2 separate regions of the Mus musculus genome follow, and region 2 is linked to region 1. The links are chromatin loops, found by intact Hi-C in ENCODE. Cell type or tissue: heart. All regions are shown on one strand. Links, peaks and the distances in the headings refer to the core of each region. The heading gives the core; the rest is flanking DNA. Region 1 holds the start of Prtg (protogenin). Region 2 overlaps Prtg (protogenin).

The links. Hi-C counts contacts between places; a loop is a spot of excess contacts. Peaks named below come from ENCODE experiments on the same cell type or tissue, not always from the same donor. Only the 100,000 strongest peaks of a DNase experiment are listed, where the experiment ranks them.
Region 2: it touches region 1 in a loop (4-fold over the local background); 3 of 42 quality-filtered maps call a loop at or near these places.

The regions. Positions count from the first base shown.
Region 1 is chr9:72,801,509-72,817,479 of GRCm38, forward strand. It overlaps Prtg (protogenin), which reads left to right and starts at 5,766. Exons shown (of 20, transcript NM_175485.4): 1 at 5,766-6,024; 2 at 7,947-8,249. The coding sequence starts at 5,949. In heart, for the core only: no CTCF peak of the experiment used is centred there; no DNase peak of the experiment used is centred there; H3K4me3 peaks cover 231 bases; H3K27ac peaks cover 1,816 bases.
Region 2 is chr9:72,859,771-72,875,741 of GRCm38, forward strand. The region is part of intron 11 of Prtg (protogenin); the gene reads left to right. Among named protein-coding and RNA genes, the nearest start is that of Pygo1, 58 kb to the right of the region's middle. In heart, for the core only: no CTCF peak of the experiment used is centred there; no DNase peak of the experiment used is centred there; H3K27ac peaks cover 267 bases.

The DNA of each region.
Region 1 (15,971 bases), core at 8,323-10,822:
TCCTAAGTGCTGGGACTAAAGGCGTGCATCACTGTCAATGCCACCCGGCTCCATATCCATCTTTTTAATCAGCACTATGGGATAGTGACTCGTTATCTTTTCATATAAGAAATATCTATTCAGAACCTATTTAGATGGCTCAACATTTAAAAGCACTTATTGCTCTTCCATAAGAACCTGGTTCAGGGCTGGTGAGATGGCTCAGTGGGTAAGAGCACCAGACTGCTCTTCCGAAGGTCCAAAGTTCAAATCCCAGCAACCACATGGTGGCTCACAACCACCCGTAATGAGATCTGATGCCCTCTTCTGGAGTGTCTGAAGACAGCTACAGTGTACTTACATATAATAAATAAATAAATCTTTAAAAAAAAAAAAAAAAAAAAAAAAGAACCTGGTTCAGTTCCCAGGACCATATGATGGTTAACTCCAGTTCCAGGGAGTCCTCTTTTGGTCTCCTTGGGCACCAGGCATATACACGGTATATATACATACATGCAGGCAAACACATAAACACCAAACATAAGCATCTTTAAAAATATATCATTCAGTTCTTTTTTATTTATTTTTTATTTTTTTATTAGATACTTTCTTCATTTACATTTCAAATGCTATCGCAAAAGTTATCATTCAGTTCTTAACTGCAAGGCAGGGTCCTTCCTGCTAAACGGGGAGCACAGGTATATCAGAGCTTGGTTTGTGCCCACAGGGTGTCTGCTGCCAAGTGACAGAATATGAAACACACACACACACACACACACACACACACACACAAATAAATGAACGAACAAACGCAGTTTAAGTGATGGTTGTGTTTTCTTTTGCTTTGTTTTCCAGAGTCATTATTGTATCTGCTCCAAACACTTGATCCTCTGGCCACAGCTTTCCTAGTCCTGGGCTCACAGAGTGTGTGATGGTAGCTGACATCTTGTTTACTCTTTGGGGCGCCTCCATACTCTTTTCACAGGACTGGCACCACTCACAGCCACAGCAGTTAAAACACTCATCTCCAGGTTTTTGGTGGTAGCTGCTAGGCTTGCCCAGGAGGGACTTCTAATGTGAGGATGGACGCCCAGGCTGCTCATCCAGCCTGCTCTTCTAACTGCTCAGCGAAGCTCAGTAACTGAGAACTCCATGATTTTACTGCTTTGTAATACTCTTGGACTTGTGATCTTCTACAAAGACTGTGAATCCACACATCAGGGAATGTTCAGGGGTCTGTGGCTTTGAAGATCACCCCACAGCACTACAGCCTGATGGCTGCAGGCGTGTTCTCTTGTTGTGTCAGGCCACTCGAACTTAGGAAACTAGTTTCTTGGTTTTGTAAAAACAAACAGACAAACAAACAAACAGAAACAAAAGAAGAATAAATTTAAATATATCCCACAACTTTACTCCAGATTTCAGTGTGCAAGTGCATGCATGTTCATGTGTGTATATGTATATTGTATGTGTACGTATACACGGATGTATGTATATGGTTGATGTTGGGCATCTTCTTCAGTTCCTCCCCCCCCACCCCACCCCTGCATGCATGTAAGTAAGTGCATGTGTCCCTGGTGCCCCTGGAGGCAGGAAAATGTCACTGTTTTCCCAGAACTGAAGTTACAGAGGGTCATGAGGCCCTCCCCTCCAACCATGGGTGCTGGGAGTAAGTGGTTTTAACTGCTGAGCCATCTCTCCTGCCCCTTCATCTTATGTGTTGGAGACAGGGTCTCTTGCAGAGCATGGAGCTCATTGATTTTGATGGACTGGCTCACCAGTGAGCCCCAGGACCCACCTTTCTGCTCCCCCCATTGCTTGGGTTACAGAGTCACTCCTGTCTCTCAAACTGCTGCTGAGAATCTGAGTTCAGGTCTCCATGGCTCTGCAGCAAGCACTTTACCCACGGAGCCACTTCCCATCAATGGCTTTGTTCAGAATATGAAAGTAAGAGGGGTGTAAGTCGCTGTTTCAGTAAGCTTCGTCCTCCAAGGGAAAAACCCTAGGAGGCTTCACACCTTGTCCTAAGCCCTTCAGCATCACAAAGGCACTAAATAAAGAGCTTTTTAGAGCCATCTCCAAGTCAGTCAGATTTGACTATTAGAAATAAAACTTTTCCTTTCCTTTTCTTTTTTTTTTTGAATGAAGCCTGCCTGAAAGGACGAAGGTTTGTCATTATTGGGACTGTCTGCTTACTAAACAGTAATGGAGGCGATTACTTACTTAACAGAGCTAGGTAGCGAGTGCTTCCCACACACGCTAGGATTCCCTGCAGCCCACTGGCATTTCCTCCTTTACATTAATTAAATACATTAGGTTTGAGAGCTTCAGTAACTTGTTTATAAAATATTGAAACCTAAACTGGAGTGTATTAGAAACCCCAAACCAGGCTTGACCACTGTGGCATGGTCTAGTGTATGTAACATATTCTTATGGATGAAGATTACAGATCATTCCAAGAGCTGGATCGATCGTAACCTCTTAAATAGCTATGGGTCTTAGTACATGATGCAAGAGTTATGATAATGTGAGGGCAATGCTTGAGGAGATGAGTGCTGTGCTAGTCAGAGAAATATGCTATCAATTCTCAAGCCATCTGAATAGGGGTTTTGTTTTTTAATTACTTATTTATTTTATGTATATGAGCACCCTGTTGCTGTCTTCTGATGCCAGAAGATGGCATCAGATCCCCTTACAGATGGTTGTGAGCCACCATGAGTTGCTGGGAATTGAACTCAGGACCAGTGAAAGAGCAGTCAGTACTCTTAACCACTGAGTCATCTCTCGAGCCTCTGTCTGTCTTGTTTTTAAGTAGACAAAGAGACTAGGGATAGAGGTCAACTGGTAGAGACTTGCCCAGCATGCCCCCAATTGCAGAATAAACAGGGAATGGTGGTTTCACAGCCCTTGGAAGGTGAAAGCAGGAAGATCAGGAGTTCAAGGCTGGTCTCTGCTACATAAGACCCTGTCTCAAGAAGTTAAAATAAAATAAAATAAAATAAAATAAAATAAAATGAAAGGAGAGATAGTTAAACAGTTAAGAACATATACAGCTTTTATGGAGGACTGAGTTTGGTTCACATTACCCACTACAGGAGGCTCATAACTACATGTAAATCCAGCTCTAGGGTGTCTGCCACCCTCTTCTGGCCTCCATGGGCACCTACGTTCTCAAGCACAAAACTACACAAAGACACTCAATGCATACTTGAAAATAAAAAGTAAATCTTAGAAATGATACAAAGTAGAAAAGGCAAGTGGTTTGAGGTACATGGCTCAATGGTAGAGTGCTTGCCTGGCAAAAAGAGGGGCCTTAGGTTCAAACTCTTGTACAGAAAAAACCAAACACTTAAGAAGAAAAGAAAAGTTTAAAGTCAGAAAGGATTCTATACCTAAAACAGGTAAAACTTGAGAATTATAAAACATGAAGCCTGACTCCTAGTTATCAATTATTAATGGGTGACCTTAGCTAACTCTATTTCTTCAAATTAAATAGGAGATATTACTAATAAGAAAGTCTGTGCTGGTTAGTATGTCAACTTGGCACAAGCTAGAGTCATTTGGGAGAGGGAAACTTAATTGGATAAATGTTCCCGTCATACTTGAATGTGGGCAAGCCTGTGGTTCATGCTCTTGACTAAGGATTGATGCAGTGTCTCTGTGGGCGGTGCTACTTGTGGGTTTGGTGGTCCTGGATGCTGTATTAAACAAACAAACCACACACACACACACACACACTCACACACACACACTCACACACACTCTCACACTCACACACACTCGCATGCACACACACTCACACATACACACACACTCACACACACACACACACACACACACACACACACACACACACACACACACACATTCTCTCTGACCAGCCAGGAAATGGTACTCCTCAATGATCTCTCCTTCCTGCCTCCAGGTTCCTGCTCTGACTTCCCTCAGTGATGGATTGTTGGCTGTGAGATAAAATAAACTCTTTGCTCCCAACTTCTCTATTAACCTCACAGGTTCATCATGGGAGGCCAAGGAGTACATATGAAAACTTTTGAGCAGACCACAAATGTTATACATGGTCAGAGGAAGTCTCTTCCTGTCCAGTGTAGTGCAGTAAATACACGGTCAACTTGGTTCAGCATGGTGTTTAAGGAACATCATCTTTCTTCATTTTGTTTCAATGCAAATACTGTTCCTCAAAGCAGCACCAAGTCCCAAGTCATTAAAGACCCCTGGCTGTAACTGAATAAGAACATCTTATTAACACATCTTATCCAGGAAACAGAAACACTTGGGGTCTGTTGGGACTAAGAAGCCCAGAGGGAGAAGAAAATAATCATAATAGAGAAAAATCTAGCCAGTCTGGGAATGCTGGCTCAAACCTATGCCAGCCAGTCTGGACAGCATAGGAGTGAGGCCCATGTTTGTCTGGACTGCAAATGAGACCCCGTTTCAAAACAACCCAAACAAAAATGTAATTTAAAAGGCAATAGTTCCATATGTCATTTTTCTTTCTATTCGAATTTATATTCTGAGGTTTAGAAATTGTCCAAACTCATCTAAATTATAAGACAAATTCGGACGCAACTGTTATTTTACACGGGGTTAAAATGAAATTGTAAAGTAGACTGACTTTTCTTTAAGTACATTTTAGAGTAAGTGCGGGAGTCCTAAAGGCTTTCCAAAACCACTCTCCCCTCTCTCACTCCCACCCTCCTCCCCGCATGCAATCAGGAGGATTCCTGGAACTTGCTAAAGGCAGTTAGTGACAAAAGCTAGATTTCCGTCAGCGGCTTTAATTAAAGTTAGCTTTTAGCCTGTGCCCTCGTCATGTGCCAAAGATTTAGATCGGGATTAGCAAACGCTAATCCACGTGTAAAAGCTCTGTAGGCTCCATACGGTACCCCCCCCTCCCCCCGTTAGCCCGCCCTCTTTAAATGTACGTATCGACTCCTCTGGGTTATCCTTAATTAATTTCAAGAGCTGTGAACAAATTCCCATCGTTGGTGTCTTCTTTCATCAGCCTAACTTTTAAGCAGGTAACCCCCAAAGTCTGGCCTCGCACAGCAAGCCCTGGATAGCCCCTGGTCTCACTTCTACTCTCTCTACTTTCTGAGTTTAGTTCTCACATTAAAAACTTAATTAGCTTGAAGCAGTGTTAAAACGTCCCCCGCCCCCCAAAGTAACTGCTAATTTTAGGGCTCTCTAAGATGATTTTGAAGCCAGGGCTGGATCTGATGAGACCAGAGAAGATAAGAACAGTCTCCAAATGTGGGTGGTAGTTGGGGGGTGGGGGTTGTCGCCATAGGATGCCTCCGGGGGCGCTGACAAGCCTCAGAAGTGGGAACTGGGTTTCCCTGAACAGGGCCTGGGCTGGTGAGCAAGGCAGGGGGATGGGCAGGGGCCATCAGGGGAGAAGTCTCCGGCCTTTCCACATCTCTCAACACCATCCCTCCACCCCAACCCCCTCCTCCGTGCAGAATCTTCAACTGGCCCGCAGGAGGGAGAAGGGCCCCGGGGGGCTGGCCGCGGCCAGGAGGATTGGCCTTTGTGGCCCGGTGGCCGGCCGTGGCGCGCAGGCCGAGGGGCGGGGGCTTGACCCCCAGGTGCATTGTCCAGCGGGGCCCTCCCCCTGTCCCCGGGGTCGCCCAGGCGATCTCAGCGTGTCCCTCCGCCAGCAGCGCCGACCTCGCCGTGCGGGGCCCAGGGGCCAGATGTAGAAAGTAGTCCCCGGCCGGCCAGGCTGTCCACTGCGCCGCCCTCTACAGCCTCCCTCCGCCCCCGGCTGGACGCGGCGCGCGTGGTCCCCGCGGCCTGGCGCACTCGCGGGGCTCCGTGCGCCTGCAAGCGGCGCGTCGCCTTCCCACGCCGGAGCAGCGGGTTGCAGCAGGAGCTGCGGGTCCAGGAGAGCAGCGGGAGCAGCGGGCGCGGGCGAACAGCCCGGGAGCATGCCCGCGCAGCCCCGCTGAATGGCGCCTCCCGTGCGCCCGGGGATGCTGCCCCTGCTGCTGTTGCTGCTACTGCCGCCGCTCGGCTCGGTTCCAGGTGGGCGCGCTTCCCATGCGAGTGTGCGCGACCGTGCGCGGGGAGGGGGACGGGCAGGGATGCCCCGGGTGGTGGGGCTGGCCAGGGTTCTCTCCGGATGCGCTCTCGGAGCGCTCCGAGGCCGAGGCCGAGTCTCCCTGGATCCGCTGACCACTAGCCCAGTTCATGCCATTGTCCGAGCTGCGGCCAGCTGGGGGCTCCGCGCTGCCTCCCCGGCCGCGGCCGCACGTGGTTTTATTTATATTGTTTCCTGAGTGGCAGCCTCTCCACGCAGGGGGGCGCCGCGGTTGCGCGCCGTTTCCAGGGTTTGCAGTGGGGTTCCTCCAGGTCTCGGTGGCCAAGCGGGGCGCCCCACGTTTTCGAAGCTCCAAACTGAGCAAGAAGATGGGAGGATGAAATTGCAAAGAGAAAGTTGTATGGCCCATTTATGCCCCAAGAGAGGCAAGGAGAAAGGTGTCTGAATAGAACTTACTTTCTGTATGTAGGTCTTTGGGTTCCCAGCTAGAGGTCCCTGAAATCTCTAGATTAACCTTGCACAAACTTGCATAAATTTATTTATTTCCCTTTCTGCAGTCTTGGTTTCTTCAAGGACAGGAAAATGTAAAGTGAATATTAGGGAAAGGAGGGTCTTTGACGAGAGGGGCTTGAGTTATTCATTTATAAGTTACCCTCACTGGTCTCTTCCTCCTTCTCCTTCTCCCCTTCTTTCCCCTCCTCCTTCTCTTCTTTTCTTTCTTTTTTTTTTCTTTCGTATCTTTTTTTTCCCCCCCTGGAGGAGTTAGTTTCAGTTAGCAAGAGAAAGGATCAAAGTGGGATGCGGCTCAGAAACACAATGGGCGTCTTCCGGAGTGGTGCACGCTGCAGGGCTGTTGGGGTAGCTGCCCAAGGCAGACCTTAGGGGAAGTCTGGAGCCCCAGACTCTGAGGTTTTCAGGATCTATCTTGATCAGAAACAGATAAATCATTACTGAGTATTTGTAACCAGGGCCTCGAACTGACCAGAAGAAATGTTTAAAAAAAAAAAAAAAAAAAAAAAAAACAACTCCCACCAAGACCCCCACTTTTTTTGTTGGCTCAAATCAACAAGCTTTTGCTCTGATGGCAGGAGTGCTTTATTCTGGGGGACCTGGGGCTTGTGTATGCTTGGATAAAGCATTTCCTCTGCTCTGATAAAAATGTGTATTGGTTGATTAAGCAATCTCCTATCCTTCTTAGACAGTAAGGACCAATTAGTCACGCATTTTTTTTCCAACAGTTGGTAGCACTAAAAAAGTGAAATAAAGGTTTCCTAACCCGATCACCCACTGAGTACAAGCGGCAAGTTACCAACTTTTCAAAGTCTATTGTGTGCCCTTTAAATACCTAGCTGGCTTGGCAGAAATGAAGTAAATGGATTTCTTTTAAGGAGTGGAGACAGCATCCCTGCTGTAAAAGGGCAGATAGGAAAAAAAAAATGCAAACTTGTAATTTGTCACAAAAGATAAACGTACTTCCCAAAGGAGTAGGTGCCGGGTTTCCCAAAAACACTTCAGGGGACAAGGAAATAAACTTGCTTGTTCACAGAGTTGGAGTTTTGCTAATGATTTCTTGTAAAATTAGACTTTTATGACTTAACCCTGTTCAAGATCTTTTTGACAAGCTTGTAAAGTAGCAAACAGCCTGTGCTAGTAGGTTCTGATGATTTTGGGTCTCTGGCGAGAAACCTGAGAACCAAATTTTTAGGCTGCATAGAGGGTATTAGAATCTTCCCATGTTTTGAGTTGTTGGAAGGGTCAGTGGTTATTAGGGTCCTTGGAAGTTGACCATTATGGCTGGAGAAACTGCCTTCTACCAGGAAGATGTGTTTTACAGTTGTGTGCTAAATGCTTCTATACCTGTAGTTCTGGATATACCTCTTTCTCCTTTTTTTTTTCCCCTTTGCAGGAGTGTGGAGCTTTAGCGAACTGTTTTTCATGAAAGAACCACAGGATGCAACAGTCACAAGGAAAGACCCAGTCGTTTTAGATTGCCAGGCACACGGAGAAGGCCCCATTAAGGTCACATGGTTGAAAAATGGAGCAAAATTGTCCGAAAATAAACGGATCCAGGTTCTATCTAACGGCTCTCTATACATCAGTGAGGTGGAAGGCAGGAGGGGAGAGCAATCGGATGAAGGATTTTATCAGTGTTTGGCAGTGAACAAATACGGGGCCATTCTTAGTCAGAAAGCTCATCTGACATTGTCAAGTAAGTGCTGAAATTCTTCTTGGTGGTTAACGGTTTTCATTGTTAGAATATATTTTCCGAAATTGACTTACAAATAGCACTAAAATCATGCATACATTAAGAATTTTACCAGAGAGGATGCTAGCTGGCGCTAAGGGATGCATGCAGAGAAATCTATGTATGTAAACTCCACAGGTTGGGAAGCAAACTCAAATCCGACTTTGGACACAGCGTGAAAGAAAACCTGAGTAGGCGGGCCTAGCCACATGGCAGACATTGCTCACTGTAAGAATTACATGAAGAAGTTTGGCCAGTGCAAACAGAGCCGTTGTAAAAATTTTAATCTTTTAGAGATCACCGAGTGGAAACAACCACAAATAAATCTTTCTGCTGTGTGGCTGGCTCTTGTGTGCTAAATCTTTCTTACAGCCCATCCTTCCATCTCAGACTGCCCTGAGATCACCCATGTTGCTTTGTGATTGCAAGAGAGGGCATTGGTTAGTGACTCTTGAGCCTTTGAATTAGTTATAGTTTTTTCCAGCTGAGAGGGAAAGAGACTACGGCTGTTTCTGTCCTAGGCCTAATGGAATTAGATCAGAAATGCTCTTGGTTTTTTTTTGTTTTGTTTTGTTTTGTAACTTTTAAATTTTTTACTCATTTTTATTTCACATGCACTGGTGTTTTGCCTGAATGCATGTCGGTAGGTATAAGGGTGTCAGATTTCCTGAAACTGGAGTTAGAGACAATTGTAAGCTGTCATGTGGGTGCTGGGAATTGAACCTGGATCCTCTGGAAGAGAAGCCAATGCCCCTAACCGCTGAGCCATCTCTCCAGCCCCAAGACCTGCTCATTTCTTATTCCAGTTGTCATAAAGTTTGTGATTTACAGATTTTCTTTATATTGACGTCATCTGAGCAAACCGTCAGTGTAAGTGATCCTCTGGATGGTGGTTGACTTGGCAACTGCTTTGGGTGTGAGGTTGGACTTAGGCCAGGAGAGGGAACTCCTTCAGGTCACCACCTCTTCAGGTGACTAAGCAGTATTCAGCAAACTGAGCTGATGGCAAGAGTGTTACAGTCCAGCTATGCGGTTAACCCAGGAAGGTCAGATTCTGCACTGTACACACACTGACCTGTCTATAAAGCACAGGACAGGAAGAGCACGTTCTTGAGATAACCACGTAGGCTTTAGGGAGTGGTCTGTCCAAGGTCTACACAGCAGAAGCTTGGAAGGTAGCTTCAGAGATTCCAGGTGACTTTAACTACAGCTCACCAGCATGTTTCTGCTGCGCTTAGGGAAGTCCTTGGTGTAATTTGTGCAGTGATGATGCATCCTGGAAAAGAGCCGCAAGCAGAGAGATGTTTGTGTGGATTACGTTGGCAGATTAGAGGCGCTTCCAAACTTAGGCCAATCTCCACCCCTACCAAAGAACATAACGGTGAAAAGATTTCTGATAAACTCCACCCCACCCCGCTGATTTCCTTTGGCTATGGTCCCTGGTCAGAAATCTTTCTTTCATTGAGTACTGGTTTCACTGGATAAATCCACTTTGAGGAGAATTTGCATTTTAGCCTTGTGACTGTTCGCCTGTACCTTGTCTAATGTACAATCACTGTGGGATTTTTGCATCTCCATCTTTCCAGATTCGTGCAATCATTTTTTTTTTCATTTTAATTTTGTCATGTCAAGGCACTGTAGCTTAGGTCGTTTTTTTGTGGGGAAGTGGGTGATGGAGGTGAGTAGACAGAGGACTTAAAAGACAGACGTTTAACAGGGCCACCCTTGTTTTCAGGACCTCCTGAGACTGAACCTCATAGCTCACCCAGATTTCTGACTCCATAAATACAATCGGAAATGAAGCAAATATTAGGACCAGGGTCTGGGTTTGTGGCATAGTGTTGGAGCGTGTGTTTGGCATGCATGAGTGTCTAGGTTCCAAACCCCCAAACCAAATGCAAAATAAAAAATTCAAACCAATCATACAGAAAGCTTTTTACCATTTTGAGTATTTTCACATTTTTATCTTTAACACTTTTATTAATAATACTTAGATATTAATCACTTTGAGAAGTATTATGGGGAAGTAGATGGCCTAATCTTCATATTATAAATATAAGAACTTTGCATTGAAAAGTCGGGTGTGGTACATACCTGTGATCCCATCCTGTGGACGGCTGAGGAGGGAAGGTAGTGAGTTAGTTTTAGGCCAGTTTGGACTGCATATCAAGACCCTGTTTTAGAAGTGTTTATTTGCTCACTGATCCATCTCACAGGACCTCACAAACAAACAAAACTCCCCAGATTGAATGTTTAGAGCATCTCTTGCTTTGGTTGGGGACTGTTACAGGAGAAATTTTGTAGAGTTGCTGTTACGGATTTCAAACAAGAAGCGCACAAGATATTTAAATTTAGATTTCTCTTTAAAAATAAGACAGCTCCCAGTGATCCTGGATTCATAGTTTTGATGTTTAAGAAGCAGCGTCTTGTGACAGGGGCTCTAATCACTCTTCCTGTGCAGATGTTATCGTGAGCAGGAAGAGATGAGGAGCATTAAGTGGATATTCTGTTGGTGTGTGTGTGTGTGTGTGTGTGTGTGTGTGTGTGTGTGTGTGTGTGTAGCTAGTTCTTACCCTTACGGATAACACCAGGGCACCATGTTCTTTTTGTTTTCTTAGGGATGTTATGAGCGAATGCATCTTTTGGTTTAGCCGTAGTAGCCATCTGTAATCTAAAACTTTAATCTGTGACACTCTTAACGTTTTTGTTTTTTAGTTTGTTTTTGTTTTTTGCTTTTTTGTTTATTTATTTTTTATTTTTTTTTAACCCCCACAGGCTGAGTCTTAGTTTCTGAATTTAGCAGTCTAGAATCCGGAAAGTTGCACTCTGGGCCAGAATTCCATTATTCATGTGTAAATTAGGAATGGGCAGGGTTAAAAGGTTAGCCGCTGGCCAGGGTGAGGTTTACCCTGTGATAAAGAGCAGATGACCCTCATTCATTGGCCTCCGCTTTCATGTGGCTCTTCTGCAAAGTTGCTTATTGCCATGAATTGTTCTTGAGGAATGCAGAAACTCGAAAGCGAGCTGGCCCTTCCTTAAGTGTCACTGTGGGACCTTATCTCCCCGGCACATCGGCACAGGGCTCTTCCCCAGGGCCTGGAGGCTTGGCTTTCCGCTTGTTCACCCAAGCACAAAAGAATGCGTCTAGCTTAGTTTTGCTAAGGCATCCCTTTTTAAAAAGGAAAACATAGGGTTAACATAATATATAGCTTTTTCTAAAAAAAGTAATCCTTTGTATTGATAGCCATCTCATGGGCCCCCTTTTTACATTTTCATGTAATTAGAAAAGAAGGGGGAGTGGTGTGGGGAGGCCCCTCCCTAGTTGCATGTAATAGTCTTTTTGTAATAATCAGAACATTAAAGCATGGTCTACGAATGTGAATGCATTACATTTCAGTACATCAAAATTTCACCTACTTGAGTGCTAAGTCTTCCTTATATAAACACTGATTAAAATATTTTAGGAATACCAAGTAACCAGAGAGCTGTATTGATGTTCCTTGCGTCCTTAATGCGGGCGTAAGATAAATCTCAGAGGAAAGCGTTAGTGCGCTAAAACAGTCTCATATTTCAACAAGTGTAAATTAAGATAAGGGAAGTAAAGGAGGAGGCGGGTGTGTTCTGTGATGTGTAAAAGTCTGGCCATCAGTGCGGACTGAACAGGAAGCTGTCTGTTTGTTTCCCTTCCATAAAAGGTGGAACTCAAAGCCTCTGGCTGGGAGGGAGACAGCACAAATCCGGCCTATGTTTTAGGGTTTTCATGATTTTTTAATTTTTTTTTTTTTAAAACTTGGGCAAAGGCTTAAAAACCTGTAATGGAATTCCTTTACCTTCAGATTTTTTTTTTTAAAAAAACCCTTTGAGATTAATTTTAGTCTCAGTGAAGTTGTTCAGTGAGCGGTTTTATAACTTTAGAGTGACTAGGCTCACTGCTGTTGGTAGGACACGCTGTTTCTCCTGAGGAAGACACTACTGCTTCAATGTAAGATGAAGGTCTTAGCATCTTTATTTTGTGGGTGTCGGTTTCTGCCTTAAAGAGTCCTTTATAAATTGTCACCCAAACTTTATTTTGAAATATAAAGGGCGTTTAAAGTATTTAAAATAATGTTTGAGAAAAGGGAATGGTGTGGCCTATGAAAAGAGAAGAAGGATATAAAAAGACAGCTCAGATATTTGGATTTTACCAGAGATCCTGGACCCAAAACTGGCACAGTTTTCCTGCAGTGTCCTTGTTACGGTGAGGCCAGACTCCTTTCTGTGAGACACCCAAAAACTTACAGCCGCCTGTTCCCGTTGAGCAGCACTAACCTGGAACTCGGAGTCAATGGATTTTGGAAAAAATAAAAGAGAATAAAATAGGTATTTAGAGAGACCGATCTGGCCACCTGTACAATAACGCTTCGTTACTGCCTCCTGATACTCTAGAAGAGAGAGAGAGTGGTTTGAACAAATCTGTTTAAGTCCTGCCAGATGTCCAGGATGCATGAAGTCAACTTAGTAAAAGCTACAGACACCTCGTTCTGCAGGCTTCTCCAGTGAGGCTTGGCTCTGAGGCCCTCCCTGGTAAGGTCTGGGGATCAGGGCCCTGATAATCTCTGGGTCAGAGAACCAGTTTTTCCTCCTTTGCATGGGATTCTCTTCTCATTTTATGCCACTTGTAACATTATCTCCCTCTTTTCAAAGTTGGTGGATTTTTTTTTTAAGCAAAGCAGCCTCCAACAAGGGGGTAGAGCTCTCCTTTCTTGAAGACACACACACACATGCACACACACACTTGCGCACACACACACACAGACACACACAGACACACACCACATGAATGTGTGTATTATTTCTGCCCATTTTAAAATAAAACCTCAAAAGGGTCCTGGGTCCATCCCCCTTTGGTCAGCTGTCTCTGACTGTCTCTGAGATTCTGAAGAAAAGCCTTCACAGCCAGGGGTTGTTGGTGCGACCTGGGGAATCCATATTCCCTGATTTAAACTGCTGGGCCTGCTGAGGAAGCGCATAACAATTTAAGAGACTAACAGAAAACCAATCTGTTAAGCAAGGCTTTAGGTTTAATGTGTATTTCAGCCAGGGAATATAATGTATTTGACGTTGCCTCTGTGACAGCCATAGGGGTTTTTTTTAATGTTCTGATTATTACATATATGACTATTATATGCAACTAGGGAGGGGCCTCCCCACACCACTCCCCCCTCTTTTCTAATTACATGAAAATGTAAAAAGGGGACCCATGAGATGGCTATCAATACAAAGGATTACTTTTTTTAATTGGATATTTTATTTATTTACATTTCAAATGTTATAATGTTATCCTCTTTCCTGGTTTCCCTTCCAGAAACCTATTCCATATTCCCTGCCCCCCCCCCCCCCCGCGCGCTTCTATGAGGGATTCCCCTACACTGGGGCATCGAGCCTTCACAGGACCAAGGGGACAGCCATATTTTTAATTACAGTTTGGAGACATGATCTTTATCTTATAACCAGGGGTGCTCAAATGGAATAATTGCTCCATCGTAAACTGATGGAGGCTTACTTGTGAAATAGTCAGCCATGTTGAGTCATGATTTCTTTAAAAAAAAAGAAAAGATATATTTATTTTTATTTTATGTTTATTTGTGAGTGCCTGCCTGCATACATATGTACCATATACATGCACGGTACCTCCGGATACTGCAGGATGCCCTGAAACTGGAGGGTGTTCCAGACAGTTGTGAGCATCTTGGTGTGGGTGCTGGAAACTGAGCTGTGGTCTCCTATAAGAGTAGCAAGTGCTCTTAACTGTTGCTCCATCCCTCCAGCTCCAATGCTTGAATTTCCTAAAAACAACTTGGATGACTTAGTTTAAAAAAAATTTTTTTTCTAAAAATATCTCAAGTAAGTAAGTCTATTTTACAACTTTGAGTTTACATTGTCTGGCCCCTACATTATAAAGTATCTTTAAATATATAACTTATACGTTGGTAAGTAAGAAAGGAAGCCGATACAGATAGATGCTTAGCCTGGCAGCTCAGCTTGAAGAGGGACATAGTTAATGGAGATGATGTGTAAAACAGGTAACAGAGCTCCACACTTCTCCAGTGCTGCAGAGGCAGGGCTGTGGTGCTGGGGTGCTGGGGTGGAGTGAGATGCCAATGGGTTGTGCATGCCTGGGGGCCTGGCAGACATCTCTGACTCTACACTTAAAATTTTCTTTTCTGACTTTTACATAGCTTAAGAAACCTCTGATTCTTAGAGACTGCTTTTGATGAACCTTAAAATGCCAAATTCTTACAGACTATGCAAAAGGCACGAATTTAAAATGTTTCTTTTGTTTGTTTGTTTGGTTTATGGAGGGGTTGCCCTTCCAGAGTGTTTATAGATGTTTGACAGCTTCAATGTTGGCAGCCGGGTAGATGAATTGGTTAGATGAATCAGTAACTGTGGGGAATCTGGGCACTGCCCAGGACCCTGGTTTCTCGCTGGTGTCCTTTGGTTAGTGTGTGACAAAGAGAATTTCTGTAAAAGCTCACTTGATGAAGCTGCAGTCATGCTTTATGTCATGAGTGCTTTTTCTTCATACATGTCTGTGTGCCATGTGTGTGTCTGGTGTCCGTGGAGTCCAGAAGAAGGCGTTGAATCTTCTGGAATTGTGTTACAGGTGGTTGTGAGGTGCCATGTGGGACCAGGTCCTCTACTTAGCCATCTCTCCAACCCCTTATTGAAGTTATTTAAAATTTTTCTTTTGTGCTTTATACCGTGTGTGTGTGTGTGTGTGTGTGTGTGTGTGTGTACATGTATGAGCATAGAGGTGAGAGTCCAGAGGACACCTACAATTTCTGGATGTGGGGACTCATTGAACCTGGAACTCATTAGCTCAGGAGTATGGCTGGCCATGAGCCCCGGAGATCCTCCTGTCTCTGTCTCCCTGGTTCTGGGTTACAGTGCACGCTCTTGTGCTTGGCTTTTATATGAGTGTGGAAGATCTGAACTTGGGTCCTCATATTTGTGCAATAGACACTTTACCCACTGAGCCACCATCTCTCCAGCCCTAAATATATACTTGATGAGAGTTTGTTCAACCCCGTTCTAACGGCACCATAAGTCCTTGGACTTTGCTCATGGGAGATTTAAAGCCAAATACAGATATTTTAGATACTTGTATTCTATTTTTCTATGTTTATTTTTGTGGTACCAGGGATTAAACCCAGAGCCTTCCATGGCAAGGATACACCTTATCAACCGAGAGGTCTCCCCAGCTAAGCTAGGACTATTTGTTTATGATTTATTTTTATTTTATGTGTCTGAGTGTTTGCCTGCGTGTATGTATGTGCACCATGTGTGTGCAGGGCCCTTTAAGGCCAGATGAGGGTGTTAGATCATCTAGAATTGTAGTTGTAGGCAGTTGTGAGCTGCCCAGGTCCTCTGCAAGAGCAGCAAGTGCTCTTAACCACCGAGTCATCTCTCCAGCCCCTATTTGATAAGAATCTAGGGAAGTGTGCTATTCTTCTGTCTGGGACTGTTCAATTCTATATGGCCATGGTGCTTCAAGAGCTTGCACATGTGAGATACAGTTTTATAAATATTGATGGTAAATTCTGATGTGTATTGATTTAACATTTCATCTTTTTTTTGGGGGGGGGGCGGTTCGAGACAGGGTTTCTCTGTGTAGTCCTGGCTGTCCTGGAACTCACTCTGTAG
Region 2 (15,971 bases), core at 8,231-10,730, 58 kb after region 1:
TTCTTAGAATTGGGAACAAAACACCCATGGAAGGAGTTACAGAGACAAAGTTTGGAGCTGAGACAAAAGGATGGACCATCTAGAGCCTGCCATATCCAGGGATCCACCCCATAATCAGCATCCAAACGCTGACACCATTGCATACACTAGCAAGATTTTATTGAAAGGACCCAGAGGTAGCTGTCTCTTGTGAGACTATGCCGGGGCCTAGCAAACACAGAAGTGGATGCTCACAGTCAGCTATTGGATGGATCACAGGGCCCCCAATGGAGGAGCTAGAGAAAGTACCCAAGGAGCTAAAGGGATCTGCAACCCTATAGGTAGAACAACATTATGAACTAACCAGTACCCCAGAGCTCTTGACTCTAGCTGCATATGTATCAGAAGATGGCCTAGTTGGCCATCACTGGAAAGAGAGGCCCATTGGACTTGTAAACTTTATATGCCCCAGTACAGGGGAACACCAGGGCCAAAAAGTGGGAGTGGGTGGGAGGGTATGGGGTACTTTTGGGATAGCATTGGAAATGTAAATGAGGAAAATACCTAATAAAAAGAAAAAAACAAAAAACAAAACAGTAAGTATGTTTAACTTAGAAATTGCCTGGTTGCTGTGTTGGTATAAAATAATTAACATACATAATATGTAATAATGCCATGGCCTCTATCCCACACCATGACTGTGAATATTATTTCACAGACCCAGACACAATGAAGATAAAACACTGACCTGTGTTGGACTTCATCTGTGTTTTCAGAGACACTGGCTAGCCCTTACTTTCTTTTCTTTATGTGAGAAAAGAACTCCATGATGTAATTGTGTTTAACAAATCATGAAATTGGGCTGGGGATATGGCTCCATGGTGGAGGGCTTGAGTAGCCTGCATGGAACCCTAGGTTTTAATACCCAGCTCGGTGATGGGTGTTGGGGGAGGAGATAGAACCACTGAGACAGAGATAGACACATTGGGAGCTCAAAAGAGACCCACTAGACTGTTGAGGCATTTTATGCACACAGTAGGAGTTTATGAAGCCCTGTGGCTTTTCCTTTTAGATCCTTAGCCTTTAGAGGCACTGTAAGGGGAGAGGTCTAGTAGTCTTAGTGTGGGTAAATAGGATATGCTGTGAACCTATCTCCGGATGCAGGAACACAGAAATCCATCCCATGGTCCCTTGCCATAGATTTCCAGATGGTGTTTTGCTTGTAATCTTGTTATTCGTTTTTAATTTAATCTGCACTCAGTTAAATAAATTTACTGTCGATCTCTGTCGTGAAGCTTATAAATGATGAGGAGTGACATATGGTCCAGGCCGAGCTTCTTCTTCTTTTTTTTTTTTTTTTTTTTTTTTTTAAAGATTTATTTATTATTATATGTAAGTACACTGTAGCTGTCTTCAGACACTCCAGATGAGTCAGATCTTGTTACAGATGGTTGTGAGCCACCATGTGGTTGCTGGGATTTGAACTCTGGACCTTCAGAAGAGCAGTCGGGTGCTCTTACCCACTGAGCCATCTCGCCAGCCCCAGGCCAAGCTTCTTTAATCTACTGGTTACGATGATGTTAACCCAGCCTCTAGAGCCCCCAAGCATAAAGCATGTTTATGTCCCGCTGTGGCTTCTCAGCGTGCCTTCCCTTTGCATGAGCTCATCGTGGATCAGAAGGGGACTCGTTGGTTTTGTATCCAGTGGGAAACAGGCTGTGAGAAAATTGATGCAAATAGATCAGGGCTGGAGGTGGCTCCATGGTTAAGAGCTGGAGGTGGCTCCGTGGTTAAGAGCATGTACTACTCTTGCGGAGTACCAGAATCTGGTTCTCTGAACCCATATGGCAGCTTACAACCGTCTATAAGTGCCAATCCAGGGGCTCACCTGCACTGACACATAGACACTCCTGCAGACTCATAAATAAAACTGCTTTTTAGGAGCTCCAGCTATGGCTCAGTGGCTAAGGGCACTTGCTGCTGTCCCAGAGGCCCCAAGCTCTCATGTGACAGCTCATAACCATCTGTAACTCCAGTCTCAGGGGATCTGACAACCTCTTCTGACCTCCAAAGGCACCAGGTACACACATACCACATAGACATATATTCAGACAAAACATATGTATGAAATGAATAAATGTTCAAAAATATACAAGAAAAACATCTACAGGTACAACTCAGTACTTTGATTTTTCTTATTGTTAACTTGAAATACGTAGGAGAAATAGAAATCTATTCCTCAACATGTTTCTTGGGTATACATTCCAGCTCGTTTACACTAAAGAGTCAAGTAACAGGTTAGAAAACAGAAAATAAGAGAAGCGCTGCTCTTGGGAGAAACTCAGAGACGTGTTGCATGAAGACGTTGGCAGTAAGCGGGGCATGGTGGCGCACGCCTGCAATCCCAGTGCTCTGGAGCGGGAGGCCAGAAGATGAGGGGGTTCATCTTCAGCTGTGTAGCAAGGCCAAGGGCAGCTTGGGAAGGCGAGGCACCGTGTCTCAGAAAAACAAAACGAAGTCACCAACAGTTACAAACAGTTATCATTTTACTGTATTTTTGTGATGTGTATGTATCTGTGTGGGACTGTGTGTGCGGACTGTGTGTGCATGTGGATGCAGGCGCCCCTCGAGGCTGGAAGGGAGGAACGTCCGATCTCCTGGAGGCGGGCCGGAGCTGCTCTGTTTGGGCACTGAGAGTTCAGATTGGAAGGGCAGTGTGTACTCTTCACTGCCGAGCCATCTCTCCAGCCCCAATTAGTTAATGTTTAAAATTTTTCCAGAGATGTATATAGGTAATCTATGAATGGAATAAATAAGGAAAAAAATGCATATATACAGAAGTAGTCATTCATTCATTTGGAGGGAGAAGGCTCACTGATTTTTTTAAAAGATAATTCTTATGCTCTCCAAAGAATAGCTCTCAAAACTATAAACCGTTATTTCCTGTCCTGTTTTAAAAATCAGTTACATGGGGCTAGGCAGATGGCTCAGTGGTAAAGTGCTTGAGGAGCTGGGATGCCTAGAACCCATCTGTAGCTGGACACGGTACCATGTGACTAATCCTAATGCACCTAGGAGGAGATAGGAGATGGAGGCAGGAGACTTTCTCAGAAGCTCACGAGACAGCTAGCCTGATGTGCCTGGGATTGGGGTGGGGCTGATACGAGATCCTGTCCCAGACAAGATGGGGTGTGGGGTACTGACACCTAATGAAACTGTCCTCTGACTTTCACACATACACATGGTAGGTGTGCATCTTCCTACACACACACACATACACACACACAAACAGAGATGTGTGAGTGGACAGACAGACAGGCACATACACACACAGAGAAGTTTTTAAAAATCCTTACAGCTTTTGGTGTTTTTGCTGTGACATCTGTTATGTAGGCTGTGTGAGGTAGCTCCACTTAGAATCCTCTGCGTGGGGGAGTACACGTGTTTACTCATGTGGTTAGCTGCCTGTGTACATATATGTGCAGAAGCTAAAGGTCCATGTCGGTTGTCTTCCTCTGGCTCCCCACCTGACTTTTTTGAGACAAGTTCCCTCATTGAACTTGGAGCTCACCAGTTGACTAGATAAGCTGACTGGCAAGCCCCGGTGACCTCCTGTCTCTGCCTCCCCAGTGCTGGGATTATGTAGGCTGTGTGTTCATGTGTGTGCCACGGGAGACCCGAACAGAGATTCTCATGCTTGTGAGGTAGGCATGTTACTGACAGATCTCTATTCAGGCCCCTGAAGTCACTTTAAATGCATGAACTAGAACATTAATTTGGGATAAGAGATGCCCCGTAACAAGTTAATCAGCTGCGTGCTTCCTGGCTGTGGATTTAGTTCCATGATCGGCTTGATTGAGTTAGTTCAACCTGACAAGGTCTCAGTCCATGTAGATGCTTCCTCACTCCGCAGCAAGTTCAGGACCCCTGCATCTTCAAGTAGCATCCTGAATGGCTGGCAGGGATGTACTTGTGTGGGTTGGGTTCAAGTAGTGTTCAGCTGTTGAGCAGACTGTCTCCAAGGTGCCTTCTAACCTGAGACCTCTGATACTAATCTTTGTTATTAAGTTCCCACCAGGGCCTGGCCGGGCTTTTGGCAGGCAAATGTTAATGGGATGGGATGGGAAGGGAAGGGAAGGGAAGGGAAGGGAAGGGAAGGGAAGGGAAGGGAAGGGAAGGGTGTTCTATGAAGGGGACAGCTGACCATCTGGGACCATTTTTAGCCAGAGCATCTGGCAGTGGCTGCCTGTTTAACAGAGAGTGATGTGTCCAGAGGGCAGTAGGTTAAGGGAGCCCTGTTTGTGCCTTGCCTGGTGAATGCCGGCTTTCACAGAGCCACGGCTTGGGAAGGATGCTCCAAGGAGACCCAGCTTTGCTAAGTGGCCTTGGAAATGAATTCACGTGCTTCTACTTGCTGATCGAGTGTCGTTTTATATAACAAACTGCTTTCTCAAAATTTCATTTTCACACTAACCCCCTCTGATGCCTTTAACCCTTCCTTCCCTGGCTTTCATTTCTGGTAATTAAGTTTTCAATTTAAGAAGTGTGTCACTGGGACATGGTCTCCCTAGAAATAGGCATAGTTCTTTGTTCTAAAAGACAGAAAAGCAAACGGATTTATACCTTTAGTGTTTTTTTTTAAATGGGCATGACAAAAGATATGAGAGTCTCAGTTCCCTTACAACAGGAAAGATGGAGTCAAATGCTACTTAATTGGCTGCTTGTACAATGTTCCCACAAAGACCTGGTCAGCTGAATTTAATTGGGTTTATTAGTGGGAAATATTTAAAATGATTTTACTCAAGTACCTCAAAACTCAGTTCCTTAAGATGTGGAGTACTTTGTCTGTGGGTTAAAAAATAAATTCTTATGTCTTTAAAGAGTAAAATATAAAATAGTATGTGTGTGTGTGTGCATGTAATGTAAAAAATATGTAATTACAATAGCATATAATATATAATGGCATAAAATATAATAGTTATGTGCAAGGCCTGGATCCAGTCCCAGCATTTAAAAAGAGCGTGTGACTTGACTTTCGACGGCACTGGGAAGCTTTAGTGCCTCTGCTTCGCTCGGGTTTGACTTTAGAGTGCAGTTTGCTTTCCTGGGATCTGGTTTGTGTTGTGGGGCAGAAATTGCTTCAGGCCTGTGGTGGAGTCATTTGTGGGACCCCCTGCTCAGTGCTGTGCTGAGGGTCTTCAGGATTTACACATAGCTTTTCCTGTCTTCCTGAGTGTTCATCTCAGTTACAAGATAAATCTTTGTAATATTTATCACACAATACACAAAAAGAAAATTAATAAGGTATCATGTCCCCTGATAGAAAAGAAAATCTTGTTTCTTTATCTTTTGTTTGTTTGTTTGCTTTTGTTTGTTTGTTTGTTTGTTTTTCTGGATAGGGTTTCTCTGTGTAGCCCTGGCTGTCCTGGAACTCTCTCTGTAGAGCAGGCTGCCCTCGAACTCAGCAGAGATCTTATTGCCTCTCTGCCTCTGGAGTGATGGGATTAAAGACATGTGCAACCACCACCCAGCCTAATTATGTCTTTTTTTAAATAAATAAAATTTACATTTATTTATTTCTATTTTGAATGTGCATGTGGAAACCAGATGACAAAGTCAGTCCTTTTCTCCTACCACATGGGCCTGGGGATAAACTCAGCTGGTCGGTCTGGCAGGAAGTGCCTGAAAACCCTCTCAGCAGCCAAAAGAAGAAGCGTTATGTTCTGAAGTGTGTGCATCTCTTCCCACAAGCCCATGCAACTAGAGGCACACCTTCTAATTCATTCTTTCAATTTGGAAAATCCCGACCATTGTCAAGTCTTCCTAGAGCCATCTTGGAAGTCCGTCACTCCCTTGCTAGTCCATCATTCCTAGCATTCTGACAGATCAGACAAGAGTACCAGCTACGTAAGCATCTCTCACGCCTAGGGTTGACTTGAGACTGCAGCTTGATGACAAACCCTGGCTCTTTGCTTCACCTTTTAGATGGAGATAGTAATAGTCCTGTCTGTTCTAGAATGTTAGGGTGGAGTGAAATAATTCAGATAGAGGTTAGCGCAGCACCCTGCAAACTGCATCTGAAGCCTGGAAGACATGCCAGCAACTCTCATTTGTAAAAAATTCGTTTTCCAGACCTGAGTGTGTCCCTGAGTGGCAGATCACTCAAGTAGCACAAATGCAGCCTTGGGTTGGACCCCAGCCTGGGGGTGGGCGGGGAGAATCGATCTCTTAGGATGGAGCTGATATCAGAAAAAAATTTCCCCAAGTGTTTTTTTGTTTTTGTGGTGGTGGTGGTGGTACTGGTGTGTGGTTCCCTAATTAGTTTGGAATTTGTCCAAGGAGGGCCTTGAACCCCTGATCCTCCTGCTTCCATCTGTCCTGCACTAGGATTACAGGCCTGTGCCATCTCAAACCAGCTCTACTCAAATAAGATTTTATCATGGTTATTTCTAATTAGGAAACAAATTTTCTTGTGATACAGTGTGTGTGTGTGTGTGTGTGTGTGTGTGTGTGTGTGTGTAAATTAACTATAGATGGTGTTAAGCCAGAGATTTTATTCAGTGAGTTTAGATGAAACCTAATTTTTTTTGCGTTTCTTTCTACTTTGAGAATAGAGAATCTAAGCTAAGGCAAAATTTTCTCCTAGTGAGCCTGGAGGTAAAGCTTTAGGTTTTGTGTTTGTCTTCACCCATCCCCTGGTGTTGAAGCCTGCTTAGAAATAGGGCTAGTGAGCATCAGGAGGGTGAGGGTGGGGCCTGACCCACTTCTTACTTCCCCTAGGAAAGGAAGGCAGGCATGTATAGCAGAATAATCAGAAAATAGGACAGAGACTTAAATATCCTGGTATGAAAGACCTGGTCATGAAATAAACAGCTCAGATACGGCCCACCAAAGCCCAAGGGGGCTTAGGCTGATGCAGTTTGGAGAGAGAAGGAATCGGGGAGGGGAAGAGGAAGGGGAAGGACAGACAGGTTGGGACTTAGCCATTCTTCCTTCCCTGCCCCTCTCTCCCATAAACTCAAGACTTCTCATAGTGCCTTGGTTTCTACCCTACATCTTAGAGAGTTACATTTTGACTTAATGTTTCTTGCACCTGCATAAGAGTTCCTGAGAGCTTTGGATCCCCGTACTCCCTCATCTGGTTATAGGCCTGACTTTATACACAGTTAATTTTTTTCTTCATAAGGAATACAATGAAGTGGTCTTGACATTTCAGACACAGCAGTGTTATGCTTGGTAAGGATCACATCAAGTAATGGTCTTGAGGCTGGAGAAATGGCTCAGTGGTTAAGAGCACTGGATGCTCGTTTGGAAGACCTGAGTTCAGTGCCTAGCACCCATCTGGCAACTTACAAGTGTCTATAGCTTTTAGTTCCAGGGTTTCTGATACCCTCTTCTAGATTCCTTTAACACCAGACATAAATGTACACAGATATACACGAAGACAAAACACCCATACACATAAAGTAAAAGTAAATAAAATCTTAAGGGGCAAAAAGGCATACTGATAGTGCTGGCTCACACCTGTAATCCCAGCCCTTGGGAGGATGTGGTGGGGTGGCTGCAAATTTGAGGCCAGTCCGGACTACAGAATGAGACACCATTATGTAAGCCATGGTAGTTTGGTTTTGGTTTTGGTTTTTCTTCAAGATTTTATTTTTCTTATTTTTTATTGTGTGTATGTAGAGGGTGAAGGGGATGTGTGCAGTGAGTGCGAATGTCTGCGGAAGCCAGAGGTGTCAGGTCCCTTGGAACAGGAGTCTGTGGTTATGAGCTGTCCTGCGCAGGTGCTGAGAGCTGAACTCAGCTCCTCTGGGAGAACAGTGTATGCTCTTTATGGCAGTCTATAGCCGTGGGCTATGCATGCCTGGCACAGGAATCTGCTTTGCCAGCCACACAGAGGCTGCCTCAGAAAACACAACTCTGCCTTCCCAGTGCTCAGGACGCTGAAGCAGGGGCATCACATGGTTGAGGCTGGGTGGGGAGACAGAGGAAGACCCTGTCTCAAGAACAAACAGGAAGAATCAAACCCCATAAATCCGTGATTATTTTCCAATACCACTATTTTATTTGTGGACAATGAAATAAGAAAAAAATAGTAATTTGGCATGCCTCAATAGTAGATTATATTGTTTTGTTTTGGGCTTTTTTTTTTTTTTAAGTGAACATGGGGCTCAAGTCGGGGGTTTCCCATATGCCACTAAACTACATCCCCAGATCCCTAGCCCTTATTTATTTATTTATTTATTTTTATTTTTATTTTTATTTTTATTTCTTACTCTGTAGCTCAGGGTAGCTGTGATCTCACTATGTAACCAGGGGTGGACTTGAACCTAGGAGCTTCTTCCTGCTTGCATTTCTCAAATGCTCAGGTTATAGTCATGCGTTATCACACCCCATTCCCAATAGTATTCTCTCTAAATTCTATTTTACAACCAATTGCATCTAGACATGTACAGCCTGTGACTCAAAAACTCAGATGTGTCCCGGCAATGGCTACAAATGAATCCCAATCATTTGTAGAAGACAACACCACATCAAAATGTTGAAAGACAGGGTGTCACCTAACAGACCATTTTTAGCTCATAAGCTGGGTGACAGGCATCTGACTGTGTTATTATTTTATAAAGTGCAGGATTTATATAGTTTTACATAGTTCTATATTATATAGAATTTCATAATGCCATCCCAAGACCAGCAGCATAGCCTGGATGTTTACTGAAATGCTGAACTTGGGCTCGTCCATATTTGTCGTGTATAAGAGTAATTACCATATTGACACTCGCGTTTACAGCTTTACACCAGGTCTGACTGCATCCAGGCTTCCTACCTTATCACTCCTTTGCTTGAGTTAGCTCCCAGGAGGTTTCCAAAGGCAAGTCTGACAATATTCCGTCCCCTGAGAAAAATGAATTACTCTAGACTTGGTGCACCTCATATTAGGAAGTTATGACAGTGTCAGATTAATTCTATTTTGTGTTGTGGAGTGAGCAAGGAAATTAGCAAATAGCCCTGGGTTTCATTAATTCACAGCTTAAACAGTGTGGTTTTTAACTCCTCAGGTGAGCCTGAGAGCCTTTAGTACTTCGTTCAAAAAAAAAAAAAGAATATTTTTCAGCCTACTCAGTCATGTGATGGCTCTCGGCCCTCCATTCCTGTTTTCAAGCCCTCTGTAGCAATGTGGAATACAGAGGCACAGTGTTTAGTGGAACTCAATAGGTCCAGCCTGCAGGGGCATTGCAGGCTCTGTTTCCTTTGGCTCTGCTAGGATTATGTCACAGTAGATTCTTGGTCTTGCAAATCAGAAAGTGAACTAAATTTAGAAAATTCCAATAGTGAGCTTCAGTAACCACTGGCAGGGGACCCTGGAATCAGAACTATCCTTACAAAGTGAAGGGTTGGCCCCTCTGGGTCTTTGCTTGACTCTTTGTGAAGACACTGCCTAAGAGACAGAGGTCACTAGAAAAAACAATATTTTTTGTAAAGGATTTATTTTATTTTTAATTATGTGTGTGTGTGTTGGGGGCGGGGGTTGTACATTGTGACTCCTGGTGCCTGAAGAGGCCAGAGAGGGCATTGTATCCCCTAGACCTGGAGTTGCAGGTGGTTGTGGACCACCTGGTCATAGCCCTGGGGACCAAACTCCAGGTCCCTGAAGGATCAGTACACACTCTCAACCCCGAACCATCTCTTTAGATTCCAGAAAAGCAAATTTTCTAATTTTAGAATGGATGTAATACAAAAAAAATTTTTGGAAGTACTCATTTTTAAAGCCTGGCATGGCTGAGTGCATCTGTAACCCAGAACTGGGGGTGAGGAGGGGGGCAAAGACAGGAGGAGCCAGGCTTCTGACTGGCCAGCCTCCCTGAGCTCCAGGTTCCATGAGAGACTCCACCTCAAGGGAATACAGTGGAGAGTCGCATCTGTACAGAAGGAAAACAGCCAGCAGCGTAGTGATTACCACTGATTGGGTAGGGGCTGATCTTGCCTGCCCAGAGGCAACATGGAAACTAATAGACATGGCAGAATTGTTGTACGTTCGCTGGGTGGTGATAGTGCAAACAGAAGACCTATGGGTTTTGAGATTAGGCGGCCGGGGCTTGAATCCCAGCATTTACCCTCTCAGCTGTGGAGCCTTCAGCACAATGAGTAGCAAGTTCTCAGTGCTGCTCGCTGGTTTTGAGTGTGATTGGTCAGAGGACAGTAGAAGAACCTTGCTTGTGAGCTAGCTCTGAGTGGGAGCTGCTGCTTTTTGAGGAGAGCTTTCAGAACAGTCGGGTTTTGGAGAAGGAATCTCTGATTCTGCTTTTAATCATGACACCTCAGTGGCGTGTCTACAACAGTTTAGTACCCTGTGCATATATTAGTTATTTCTCTCATTGCTATGACAAATATCTGACACAAAACATTCAAGGAAGGAAGGGTTACTTCTGGCTTACATCATTTCTCTGGGTGTCCTGGAGCTCACTCTATAGGCCAGGCTAGCCTCAAACTCAGAGGCTACCTCCCTCTGCCTCCTGAGTGCTGGGATTTGAGACTGAAGTTGTGTGACACAGTGCCTGGCAGGGCCCAGTATTTCTGGCAGTGCTGTCCTGAGAGGAAATAACAAAGGATTAAACAGAAGACACCAATCAGTGGGCTTGTTTAAAAAGAAAGGTAAATCTTGGGGGAGGGGCCACTGCAGACAAATCTCCCTGAAGTTTTCTTTCCTGTGTGAAGATGAAACTTCAGATGTTATCTCTTTCTGAGTTACACCATTCAATGGAGTCCTTCAAAACAAAACAACAAAAAACCAAAACTACTAAGACTTCCAGAATTCTTAATGTGTGGATGATACTGGAGTTTGGTGCAACTCTAAGCATTGAATCTGTATCCATCGCCACTAGAAACTACATAGGAAATTCAGGGTGGCCATTTGTGGCTATTAGGGGATGAGAGGCACTTTTCTTTGGCAGTGGTAGATAGATTATCTACTTGTAGACTCCCTACACCCAGTGGACGACCCATCCTATGCATCTATGGGCAGCATAAGTTGGATTCAGTGAGTTAACAATACGCGCATACATACATGTATACATATGGCGGGCATGAGGGCCAGTGGGAGGACAGTGGTCCCAGAGGGAGCGGGAATGGGAGTGAAAGTGATGGTGATCGAGACACATTATCTACATTTATGAAGATTTTAAAAGAATAAATAAATCAATTGATGAGGAAGGAAAATGAAGCAACAGGTTGGACTCAGCCCTATTCTGGCAGAAATGATGCACGGATTGTTCTAAATCAGATTTCCTAGCAAATCGCAGAAGATGGCTATGAGTTCTTCAGTGGTAGAAAGCATTCTTGAGCCCAGAATCAAACAGGCTCCTGGCTGCTCTCCCTTTACTCTTGGGGGACTGCGGAGGTGAGACTACAACAGCACCCCAGAAGGATCACGTTTCTGCTGTGCCTTGTAGGATATAAGACTGAGCTCATGGTAGTGAGGTAGTGTGCATGTCTTTATTTCATGCTAAAACAAACAAACAAATAAACAAAAAACGTATTTTGGAGAGAAAGAAATAGTATGCTCCCCTATTTCATGAAGTTGTTGGATTTATCTTTTAAAAATAGTTCACTTTTCCAAAAAATGTCAAACCCAGTGAGACCTTTGTGGATAGAACTTTCTGGGTTTTACCGCTGAATTTTGAAGTCCTGTCTTGAATAGCCTCTCCCTTTGAAATTCCTGAGTATCCACTGTGCTCCCTGAGAAAACATCTGTCTAGTTAATCAAACAAGCTGTGGTGTGTAAGCAGAAGCCTGGTGTCCTAGCTACTTTAAAAAAAAAAGAAAAAAGAAAACAAAAAACAATAAAGTAATGGTTTCTTCCCTCCCTAGAACAAAATTGCATTTGCCTAAATGGCTTCCCTTTTGTGAGTTTGAAGTTTTACTGTTTTAGCAGCTGTGTGGTGGGAGGGGCTCCGCCGCATCTGGTCTCTCTTTGTGGACGACTGAAAAGGTGACGTTTGTTCCCTTCTCTTGGGAAAGCAGGTTATCCACAGGCTGGAAGCTTTGTTTTCTTAGGACCTAAATTATCTTGATGCGATTCACAAGCTTTCCATCGTGCTTAGGAAAAAAAGAAAGAAAGAAAAGAAAGACCGAAGAAGCCAGTGTGCCCTAAAAGCCCACAGCCACAGCACAGGTAACTGCAGATAACCCTTTGACCTTTGGCGCCAGGCAGAGATTTACAGTAGTCACTTCACACGCTAGTCTGAAAGGAATCCTGAATAAAGCCAGGCCCCCATGGAGAACAGAAGCCTGGTGAGGAAGTCCCATTCTTTTAAGTAGCTCTGATGCTTTGTTTGGCTTTCCTCTGGTCTGTGTGGAGCGGAATACCAATTGTGATGTGTTTCAAAATCATCTCTAACGCTGGTTAACTTTTAGGGTCTGATATCATGGTGGGTAGGGGGTGGGGCACGGTTATGCCCTCTGCTGCCTGGCTCCGTTCACATCCCCTTACCCTGACAGCTATATCAAGTTAACTTTCTGATTGAAATATTTGGATGGTTCCATTCTCTGTCTCGGCTTTTGTGGGGGGTGGGTTCCAGATCAAATCCAGGGCTCTACCCCTGCTTGGCAGAATCCTGCCTCTCAAATATATCCTTAGCCCACTTTGGTTTTTTTTTTTTTTTTTTTTTTTTTTTTTTTTGCCTATTTGTTTAAGAAAGAAACAGCAGGAAATCTTTTTCCAAAAATGGGCATAACTGAAAGATAAAGGAAACTGGAAGTCACATAAAAACAAAACCCACAATGTCCCCTGTTTATCTCTAGGAGGAAATATTTTTAAGCTTCGTTCCATGGGGTAGTTCAAATCAAGACACTTGAAAAAAAGATGCCGTGTCCTCCATCTGATGATCTTAGAGCTGTTTAATAATTATTGAACTGATTGCTTCCCAGCCTCTTTAACCTCTTCACCTCTCTTTTCGGTTACCCCACTATTGTCTACAGTGCTTGTGTTTTGAAGGGCATTAAATGGAATTTACAGTTTTATTCCTGCTGTCCTGTGTGCCTCTTGGCGGCTGTTGGTACTGAAGGTTCCTCACTGCTGCTTGGGCTGCAGTCTCCAGCCATTATCCTTAGGAACGAGGGGTCTTTGATAAACTTGGCAGTCTCCCATTTCCTAAGTCTGTAATCATGGTAAGTGCCTGCCGTCTCCTACAGAAGGAAGAGGCCTTTTAGGAAATTAAATCAATGCTGTCCCAGTGTTGATGCTCAGACCACTCTGGAAGGTTCTGGGGAATGTCAGAAATTCTTAGACGCCTGAGGTCCTCAAAGAGCTAAGTTAGAGAAGTTTTTTTTTGTTTTGTTTGTTTTAAATGCCACCATTAACAGATGAAAAAAGCTTTTGGGTGGATAGAAGAAAAATAATTGCTGTACTGGAGTAATTACGCTTGTAGACTTTATTTTGGTTTTATTTTGAACTTTGCTCTTTAACAACTGGATGCAAATGAATTTTAAGCTTTGTTCTAATTATCCTTTCTGTAAGCGAGGGGAATGCTGTAGCTGAGGCCCTTGTTGGGAGAATGTTTTTGTCTTAGGCTTTAAAGATAGTTTTGTATTTTTTTAACGAAATAATAAAATGTGCACCACCCATATAAGTAAGTGAAGGGGGCTGGAGAGGTGGCTCAGAGGTTAAGAGCACTGACTGCTCTTTTAGAGGTCCTGAGTTCAATTCCCAGCAACCACATGGTGGCTCACATCCACCTATCATGAGATCTGGTGCCCTCTTCTGTGTAGGCAGACCACTCTATATGTAGTAAATAAATCATTTTTTAAAAAAGTAAGTAAGCGAAGGCCTATTTGTAAGCACACATGATAGTAAAGATATTACTGAGTCTGGGGTGCAACCAAGTGGTAAGACACTTAGAACAGGGGTCTGGCTCTCTCCTCAGTAGTACAGGGGGAAAAATTAAAAATAAAATTATTGAAACTGGGAAGACAACTGATTTGTAAAATGCTGACTGTGTTATAAACACGAAGACCTGAGTTCTATCTTCAGAACCCATGTGAAAAGGCTGCACATGGTTGTGAACCCTTGTAATCCCAGTGCTGGGAAGGCCATGAGGCTCTCTGCCACTTAAGGTCCATCTAGTATAGTCTATCTGTGAACCTGAGGACCAACTCCCAAGATAGCTTCTATGAGCATGATGCATACCTCCATACACAAGACACTTACGCAAATAAGATTATTAATGGAAAGAAAAAATATTTTAATTGGAGACTGATTACTGTTTTAAATTTCCTTTTTTTTCAAGACAGGGTTTCTCTTTGTAGCCCTGGCTGTCCTTAAACTCACTCTGTAGGACAAACTGACCTAAATCACAGAGATTCGCTGGTCTCTGCAGGGATTAAAGGTGTGAGCTACCACCAACCAGCCTGTTCTAAAATTCTGACTCTAGTATTTTCAAGTGACTTCCGTTGTGAAGCTTTAGAGTCTTGAGAAAGACAAGGACATTTGTCACCTTGCCCCACAAGCTGTAATTATAAACTGTAGTGAGTATTATGTTGGAAGGGTGTAAGGAGACAAAGACTTATGTAATAATGAGCAGTACACAGTCTGAGGGCGGGGTCATGGTGTACTTCCCCGAGAAGGTAACACTGAGTTGACCTGAAGAATCTGCAGTAACGAACTAGGTGGAGGCCCCTGTTGGAACAGTGGAGGAACTAAATAGGGGAGGTACAAGCCATGTCCCATCAATCATGGACCTAGGCTGAGCCTGGTGTGTGCTTCTGTCTAAATAACCTGACACTTCATGGCAGGGAGAAGGCAGGTTTGAGATGGGGGTCTCACTGTGTGGCCCACGCTGAAGTCCACCTTCTCATCCTCCTGTCTCAGCCTCCAAGTGCTGGGATTACCAGAGCTGCTTAAAGCCACCTCACGTGGGTTTGAGCAGCTCAGCTTGTCAGTTCACTTTCATGAGCATCTGTAATTTTTAGAAGAGCTCTGCACTGTCTTTCTAGGATAACTTGCTAAAATACGTTTTGTTTTTGTTTTTGTTTTTTTTTTCAGTTACATTTTGAGAAGTTTAGTGTCTGCACCAGGCGCTTGGGTGAGGCCTCTTTCATTAGTAGTCTGGTGCAGAGCCCTGTGAGTTCTGCATAGATACTGCAGGTAGGGACTATCCTTGGCAGTGGCAGCTTGCTTTCAAAGCATGCTAGGATGGCAATCACATTTGAAGCTATGCAAAATACAGGAAGCACACTTCACCCGGTTATTGTAGGTCATAACTCTTCTTGGGGAAGACGTGTAAATATGTCTAACCATCGTCATTCTACATTTATATAATCACTCTGCCCCCACCCTATGTAAGTGTGTGTGTGAACATGTGTGTGTGTGTGTGTGTGTGTGTGTGCACATGTGTGTGCTTGCACATGAATGTAAAGGCCAAAGGTTGACATAGGTACCTTTCATATGACATAAGGTGTCTCCACTTTCTTTTTTAAGACAGGGCCCTCCCCCATCCCCCAATCTTGGGGCGCCTTGGTTAGACAAGGCTGGGTAGCCAGCAAGCTTCAGGGAGTCTCCTTTCTCTGCCCCTGCCGCATGCTGGTTCCCTGCACTGGGATTGCCACTTTGCCTGCCTTTCATCCGAGAGCTGAGTATCTAGCTCAGATCCTGTGCTGACATGGCAGGCTCTTACTGACTAAGCCATCTCCCCACCCCCTCATTCTTCTTTCATATAAGACAGAGTGAAATGATACAATAAAATATACAATGGTGTACAATAACATAACATACAAATCAGTGAGATGAGGACCAGGAATTGGTAAGCTTTCGATATTCATGGTAAAGGTGGGGGCAGAAAATGAATGAATGGCTTTTTAGGGACCATTTGGGTAGCACAAAAACTAGAAGGGGCTTATTATATGCATACTTTTACCCAGACCTTGCTTTAGTAGCCACCAGCATTGGAAGTGGAATCCTGTGCAAGAATATCCACTGTGCTGTTATAATCCCC